Linked DNA regions of Homo sapiens: region 1 is linked to region 2. A link is an interaction called in ENCODE POLR2A ChIA-PET data of the cell type or tissue named here. Cell type or tissue: Caco-2. All regions are shown on one strand. Region 1 overlaps MBNL2 (muscleblind like splicing regulator 2). Region 2 has its middle 51 kb from the start of LINC00456.

Region 1 (4,000 bases), 150 kb before region 2:
CTGTGGGCCGTTTTCACATTCTTTTCAGTTGGACAGTTTTAAAAATGTGTAATGTTGCACTCAAATTAAATAACCTGAAATTTTGCAATTCTGAAAGGGAACTGATAACTTGAGGCACTATGTAACTATGCTTCAACACCTCAAAAAGGCTCCAGCAGGCACTTCTGAAAATGATTTTTAAAGCCCTTTTTTACTTGAATGCTGTTCAACATTCTCACAACTTGGCTTATGTTTTTATGCTGAACAAATGATTCATGACCCTTTATTCTGGGGGCTGGATTACTTGAATCCAAAGTGATGTGATGAATAACAAGGATCTAGGCGTTGTTGCCCAGTTGATAGTCACAAAATACTTGGCCTTAATAAGTCAGGAATTATTTTCCCCATATTTCTCGAATTACATTAAAGAATATAAGGTTTTTAAAAATCTGGCAAAAATTGTGATGTTTAATATTAAATACCCAATTGGAGAAGGTTTGGATTAATAAGATGGAAAAATTGGGGATGACCTGAAAAATTAATTTATCATCACTGACCTGTTTTCATATCTTGAAGCTTTTATGATCTAGTTTTAAATCTACACTGCTTTTTTTTTTTTTTTTTTTTTTTTTTGAGACAGTCTCACTCTATCACCCAGGCTGGAGTGCAGTGGGGCAATCTTGGCTCACTGCAACCTCTGCCTCCTGGGTTCAAGTGATTCTCCTGCCTCAGCCTCTCAAGTAGCTGGATTACAGGCATGCACCACCATGCCCTGCTAATTTTTTGTATTTTTAATAGAGATAGGGTTTCACCATGCTGGCCAGGCTGGTCTCAAACCCCTGATCTCGTGATCCGCCCACTTCAGCCTCCCAGAGTGCTGGGATTACAGGTGTGAGCCACCATGCCCGGCCTACACTGCTTTTTCATAGTGAATGTTTCTATTGCTGATAATCGTAGAGGCAAATACAGACTTGTTTTACTTTTTTGACTAAGGCAAAATAAATACTAACATATAACCATGCTTGTACTGTTATAGTTTATATGAATTGTGATTTATCCATCTATTCATTTCCATTTTAGGCAAAACAATTCATCATTTTAAAGTCTAGTCTAATAAACCTTTTATGATAAAAAGGAATAAAATAGGAGTAGGTATTGATGTAGATTACAGATCTAATTTGTCAAAATTTTACCCTTAAAAGACTTTTGTTGGGTCAGAAATACATTTTCCTGCTTTGAGTGTATTGACAAAATTTCCCTTTAAGATATATTAAAACTTAAATATAAGTTTGAAGTCTTACAAAATTATAAATTTTGACTTATGTCTTATGAGACATAATTTTTTACTTAAGACAAAATTATCCCAAAGGACAACTCAGTCTCTTTAACACCCAAGAATAGGCTAGGGTCACTATTTTGTAAACTAACAGCTCTATAATTTCTCAAGTCATATGTCAAGAGCATTGATAAACAATTTTCTTAACTGTTTGGTAACCTTGCTGAAGTCTTGCAGAGATGTAAACACTGAGCTCTTTTAACCTATGTGCCTTACTTATTGCTCCTGAAAACAATATTATTATGCCTGTAGGAACGCCCTAGACAATCTCAGATTCATAATGTTAGGGCTGAATACACCCCCCAGCATTAGCGGTTAACTCATGCCACTTCTAGATCTTTCATTAAATTCTCTCCATCCTCCTAACTCCACCCAACTCAGTATATGACTCAGATGCCTTGAATCTCCAAAAACATTTCTTGAAACAGTCTGTTGGAAACCAGCTTTCTTCTATGGACTCCATAGAAATGTTTTTGCTGTCTGTTCCTCCCACAAGGCATGTGTCCCCTTCTTGCATTGTAGATACTTGCTGATATGCTGAATTGTCCCTGCCAGACAGTAAGCTCATCAAAGGTGCCATCTGAATCACTTTAGTTTCTTTTGTCATATAACTCACATGAAGTAGATTCTCAAGTATTGAGTATTGAGCGTGTACTTAATAATTTCTGTTAGCCATGACACATTTTCAGAAAAGCGTTTTAGGAAGTACTCGGTCAAAGGAAAAAAAAAAAAGCCATAAGAATAGAAAACTCTTCAAGAGCTAAGCCAGAATAACTGGCACTTAAAAGTGACACATTCAATTTCTTCACCTTTATATAACCTCCAGAAGATCAAATGTTGATAAAATATTTATCTTCAGTTGTCACAAGCCAGACTTTGATTTAAAACTCTTGGGTACATGAATGTCATGCCAGACCAGAAATACATCATCATGTATTTTTAATTTAAACATGGGTATGTAAAAAATTTATATATGCCTGATATGAAAAAATTTGAGTGAAAAATCTCCCAACAGTCACCACAAACAAGAAAATAGAATCTAAAAGCAATTTTTAAACTTCTGTAAAAATGCAATGAAAAGCCTTCTGTTTGCAATTCCAATGTGGTATTGAAATGACACATAAAACGCATTCTCTTACCTTTAGGGAATCAAAGCAGGCAATTACTCTTCCATTTTCAACCTGACAACTTTTGGGGGGATGAGCAAATTTGCATTCTTCATCAGAGCGTGAGCATGTTCCTCTTTGAAACTGTCTGCAGACTTCTAATGTCAGCCATTTTGTATCTCTGACTGGGGCAACGTTCAAAGCCATGGTGATAAAGTAATTTGGGCTGTTTGTTTCTGTTAAATGATGAAATCAATCCAAGTTCTAATGATTCCAAAACTACTGTTGTGAAAACTCCCACATGTAAGTCTGAAGGTGAGTGATAAATTGCTTAGTGAAGTCCAATCCAAGGAACAGGATGATGAGAGAGTGTATGGACAGGCAATCACTCATCAATCAATATGTCCCACTTAAAGATGGTAGGCCGCAATAAAAGCATGCTCAGTGTCATCTCTGGCTTTCAACGTCCGAGTCTCTTGACTGTTTTGCAGATACAGCTGTTATTAATAAAGTGACTTCAATATCATGGCACTCCTTGGGAGAATATTTAATGCTGACGCTCACAGCTATTGACGATGTTGGAAAATAAGACACTCAGATGTTCATATTTTAGCAGGATGTTTTTCTTTCCCCTTTTTAAATTCTGAAATTAAGCAATTGGCAAAGTCAGACAACTGAGGTATCTTCATCCACTCATAAGGTCAGGGTAAAGTGTACTTGACAGAAGAGTGGGATGTGAATACAAAGAAAGCTCCCAAGCTGCAGTTTTCCAGCAAAAGTGACTTCACACAGGCACTTTTAAATGATAAACCTGCAAAACAGAAATGAAATATTAACCTTTACACAAACTCAATGGAATCACCACTTCAACGAACTATTGAACTCTTATCTAGAATTTGCAAAAGCACAGTTTAGAGCTTTGAGCTTTGAGTATAGTGAGAAAAGTTATGCATTAAATAAAAAAAAGAATATGCAACGGAAACCGTATTGCAGAATTGTCTAGGCAGCAGTCCAAAAGTTAGGAATGACTCAAACAGATGAGTGTGGCAGACACAATAATTAGGCCTTCTGAAACAATCCCATCTAATGTGCTTAATCGCCAAAACAGTGTATTAGGACTGTGGCTTCCAATTAATTTCACATTTAGGCCATTGATTTTATTGTTGGGAATGCTATAAACAATTATTTGGGATGTGTCCCTCCTATGTAATAAAGATATTGTCATTTTGAATGAAGTGTGGGCTCTTTCTTCTTTATGTTCTTCCTAGTTTACAGAGATGTGGACTTGGAGATGGGTAGGTAGGATCCTCTTGATATTTTTTCTCAGGTATCTTAATACTTCCTCTCCACCATGACTTACCTAATGTTTATCTTCCTATTTACACTGCAACATTCACAGGGCAAAGACTATTCTTTGTAGTTTTCATTTCTGTATTCCCAGTGCCTTAGTCTACGGCGTATATTAGACCCTCAAGAAATATTTATTGACCAATTTAACTGATGACTAAGTGCAGGAATGTAAATTAGTTTTAGTTGAGTTCAGTTTAGTTTTTAACTGAGTCATAATCTAAAAACGCTC
Region 2 (4,000 bases):
TTTCTTCTTAGTCTCAGAACCATTTACCAAGCTTCTCCAGGGTCTCAATTGCCAGACTCATTAGGAATAGAAGTGGAATTCACTCAACAGCTCTAGACTAGGACATTAGGAAGACATGGCCTTACGCTCAAGAAGCTTATATTTACATTGGTAAACTCTTTTTTCTCACTTCACTTAAATATATCCACTACTCCTACTTTTCCAGAAAGGAGATTTGGAATCCTCAGGAATAGCCTGACTTTCAGGCTCATAGGTCAGTGTGTCTCTGAGAAGTATACTCCAGTCTGAGAGCTCCTGGAAGTAAAAGTTTTCTGGTCAGGAGCATCTCCATGAAAGGAAATCTCCATTAAGAAAAATGACTCCCTTACATACTGGATATGCCACTTGACCAGGGACTCAAAGGTCAGGATTACCACTCACTCTTAAAAGTCCCCAAGTGCCCCTTATATCTCTATGTCAAAGCTGATTATGCCAATCTAACCAGAGCTGATAGATCATACTGACTTGGCCATTTGAACCCATACACTTATGCCCTCTGGGATTTATGCTTTTAGAAATAAGCTAAACCAATTTATACATATGGCCATTCGCTTTGGGTACATGGTAGACAGCACTGTGTGTTGAAAACAAAACATTATTCAAACTTTTGAGGCTCATTAGGCTTCAAATGGGACAGATGAAACCTGACAGGTAGTATTACCTGAGGTGAACTGGACAGGTTTTTGGCACATGAGCTGAGGTGTTATTGAATGCAGGGAGAATTAAAAGAAGAGGCAAAGATCATACTCCAAAGAGGCAACATAATTTCCCAATGAGGCAATGATGTCCGCATGTTCTGCAGGTATGATGGTGAATGTTGACTATGTTATCTACAAAAGCCACCACATTGGGACTCACCATTAGCCCCTTTTGCCTAAACACATACTAAAACAGGACTGAACTCATAAACTCTTACATGTTACACAGTCGTCAGAAAGATTCTGACATATTAGGAAGTGTTAAAGACTGGAAGATGAAAGGAGCAGGATTTTAACCTGATTCTTGGACTAATCAACTAGAAGAATTTGGGCAAGTCATTTAAATTCTCTTGGTCTCATGTTTCTTATCCATTGACAATTTTTTTTTTTTTGTACAGATGACCTCCAAGATCCCTCCCAGCTTTGAATTTGGTTACTAGCTGATTTTCTTTTCCCCTGTACTCTGTATTCATTATCCTATATATCAAAAGACATGCCAAAAGGCTGAATCTTATTGCTGCAAGCCAGGGAAGAGGAGTATAGTTTACCAATATGTAAGGCAAGTTCCTTGGAGGTATGGGTGTAACCATAATGGGTTCATTGCCTGGTGCACACAGCAAGTCAATATGCAAAGACACCAAGTTGCAGCAGAGAAAAAGGCTTAATTTTAGGGTCATTGACCAAGGAGAAGGGAGGGAACCTCAAATCCATCTCTCTGAGGAATTTGGGGCTAGCGTTTTTAGGGGTTGGAGTGGGCTGAAGTGTGGAGACGGTTGATTAGTCGAAGAGTCCAGGGCGAAGTCATGGGACAGGGAGGGGAAGAAGCTGTGTTCTCATGCTGATCCCATTTCTTTGTGAGGGTCCTCAAACTGGTTGCTGGAATTCAGGGTCTGGAAAACATCTTAAATGACTGACCCTTAAACAAAAGCCTTATATGATTCTAATCTCAGAGATCCTGTCTATAGGAATAATACGAATGCAACTCAATTCTTAAGCAATCTTAGGACTCTAATGTCAGAAATCCTATCTAGAGGAACAACGGTATGCAAATAGTATCCAGTGCCATGTGACTTTTAGCAACAAGGAAGTGGACCAGATTGCAGCCTGATTAATTGTAACTATTTTTCTGTCCAGAACCAAGCATGCAATTCTTGTCAACCCTGTGGGGACAGTTTCAAGGACTGTGTCTTAATCATGTATTTTATTCTGAATGCCCAGCACAGTGCCCCACACAATCTAGAAGTCTGAAAAACTTAGGACATGAAAGGACAATTCCTAGTTAGAATGGTGGCTGGGAAGTGGTTGCACAACTAGACCCTCTTGCCTCCAGGTGGGGGCATGTGACTAGTTTTTGCAACTGAGTATGAACTTGTAAACCGAAAGTAGAATTCTAAGGCCCACAACCAGCTGAATGGACATCCCTACCCCTACTCCCTTGGCCAATAGGATCCTACAGAAACCTGAAAATCTAGATCAGGCCATGACAGAAGAGTTGGGGGTGGGGGTCAGGCATGCCTCATTGTACCCCCTCCCTCTGGAATTCAGGCACAACTAACCAGGGTTAACAGTAAAACAGATCCTAAGACTGACAACACAGACTCTTTGTGGCAGTAAGATACAAAATTCCAACCTGACTCTGGTATGGTATCACAAGACAGATAACAAACCCTGAAGGAAATCAAAGTACTTTACTGCAAAATATATTTATTTGACCTATTTTGAAATGGCCATGCAAATTGTGGGGGAAATTTGCATTCTGCAGAGCATCCCCTTCCCTTTCCAGGATCCAAGAGAGATTTAACTAAGAGTCTCACACCTTTTAAGATCCTGTAAGAGACATTTACCATCTATCCTCTCTGAAGTCTGCTACCTGGGAGCTTCATCTATACAACAAGAACTCTGGCTTCCACAACCGCCCTTATCTTACCTCAGACATTTCTTTCTCCCGACTTCAATTCTTTAGGAAAAGCTTAACTTTTTCAACCAATTGCCAATTAGAAAATCTTTGAATCCACTTATGACCTGTGAGGCACCCCCCTCCTTCACCCAGAGATCCTGCCTTTCTGGACCAAACCAATGTATACCTTCCATTAATAATTTATGTCTGTGCCTATAACTTCAGTCTCCTTAAAAATGTATAAAACTGAGCTGTAACCCAATTACCTTGGGCACATATTCTCAGGACCTCCTGAGCCTGTGTAAAAGGCCACAGTCACTCACATTTGGCCCAGAATAAATCTCTTCCAACATTTTACAGAGTTTACCTTTTTTGTCAATGAACTCTAGTGATATGTGTCCCTTCCAAGACAAGTGGATGTACCTTCTTCACCCTTAGAGGCCATGTGCTGAGGACGATGGAGTTCCTGGGTCCCTGAATGTCCAAGTGGAGCTGAGCACCCCATTCCCCACTTGCACCAGACTTCTGAGAGAACTTCTATTACAATAAGCCACTGAAGTTTGGGGGTTGATTGTTATAGCAGCTGTTTTGCTTTAATGAGCACACAGAGTAACAACTGCCTGAGTGCCAAAGCACATTAGATTTGCAAGAGACGGCAGGATGGGGCAGGAGGAGGGAAGAAGAGGGACCAGAGACTAAGCAAGCCTGGTCCAAAAGCCAAGGTTACTCCCTTATTCTGAAGTCTAGGAGAAGCAAATCAGAATTTGATGGCCTTTTAATACAGAAAATACTGTCTTGAGGTTTGAGTATAGTACTTATGATTTCTATTTTAATGACAAGGAAACTGAGGCTGACAGTGACTAAATAATTCATCCCAGAAACAATAAATGAGTGGCATGACTAATATATAAACCCAGTTTGGCTCCCAACCTTGTGTTCTTCCCCCACATACACAATGACTCTTGGTTTCATTCTTACTGCCATGTAATAGAAATAGCAACCTCTCACTTGTAGGGCCCCTGTCTGCTTCGGCACAGGGAACTCCTTCACACCTGTCCATACTTCCACGAGGAAAGGGAGTGCTGTCCTCTTCTCCACGACCACAGCAGATCTTGTTGTACCCCAGGCCTGCCTCCTGCCTCCAGGGTGTGCAGTCTTCCAGATTTCTTGTTAGAACAGGAAGGCCTGGATGGAACCCCAAGCCCATAGGACCCGTGCTAATGTCCACACCCTCAGCGCCTGAGGCCAGAAATGGGCAAAGAGCCAGACCAGGTAGTGTGGCCAGCTGATCCCATTTGAACACAGGACCTTCAGTTAAAACTGGGAACAGAGGATGAGTTAGTCACTACACTTGCTTTTCCGCAGA

The links. Peaks named below come from ENCODE experiments on the same cell type or tissue, not always from the same donor. Only the 100,000 strongest peaks of a DNase experiment are listed, where the experiment ranks them.
Region 1: POLR2A ChIA-PET joins it to region 2 with 5 read pairs; 3 of 35 experiments call an interaction of 5 or more read pairs at or near these places.

What each region holds. Positions count from the first base shown.
Region 1 is chr13:97,274,864-97,278,863 of GRCh38, reverse strand. MBNL2 (muscleblind like splicing regulator 2) reads right to left here. Exons shown (of 9, transcript NM_001382683.1): 2 at 2,455-3,232. The coding sequence starts at 2,628. The region is part of intron 3 of LOC101927385 (a long non-coding RNA gene); the gene reads left to right. Among named protein-coding and RNA genes, the nearest start is that of MBNL2, 55 kb to the right of the region's middle. In Caco-2, no CTCF peak of the experiment used is centred here; no DNase peak of the experiment used is centred here.
Region 2 is chr13:97,126,187-97,130,186 of GRCh38, reverse strand. No RefSeq gene overlaps it. Among named protein-coding and RNA genes, the nearest start is that of LINC00456, 51 kb to the left of the region's middle. In Caco-2, no CTCF peak of the experiment used is centred here; a DNase peak (open chromatin) is centred at 2,176.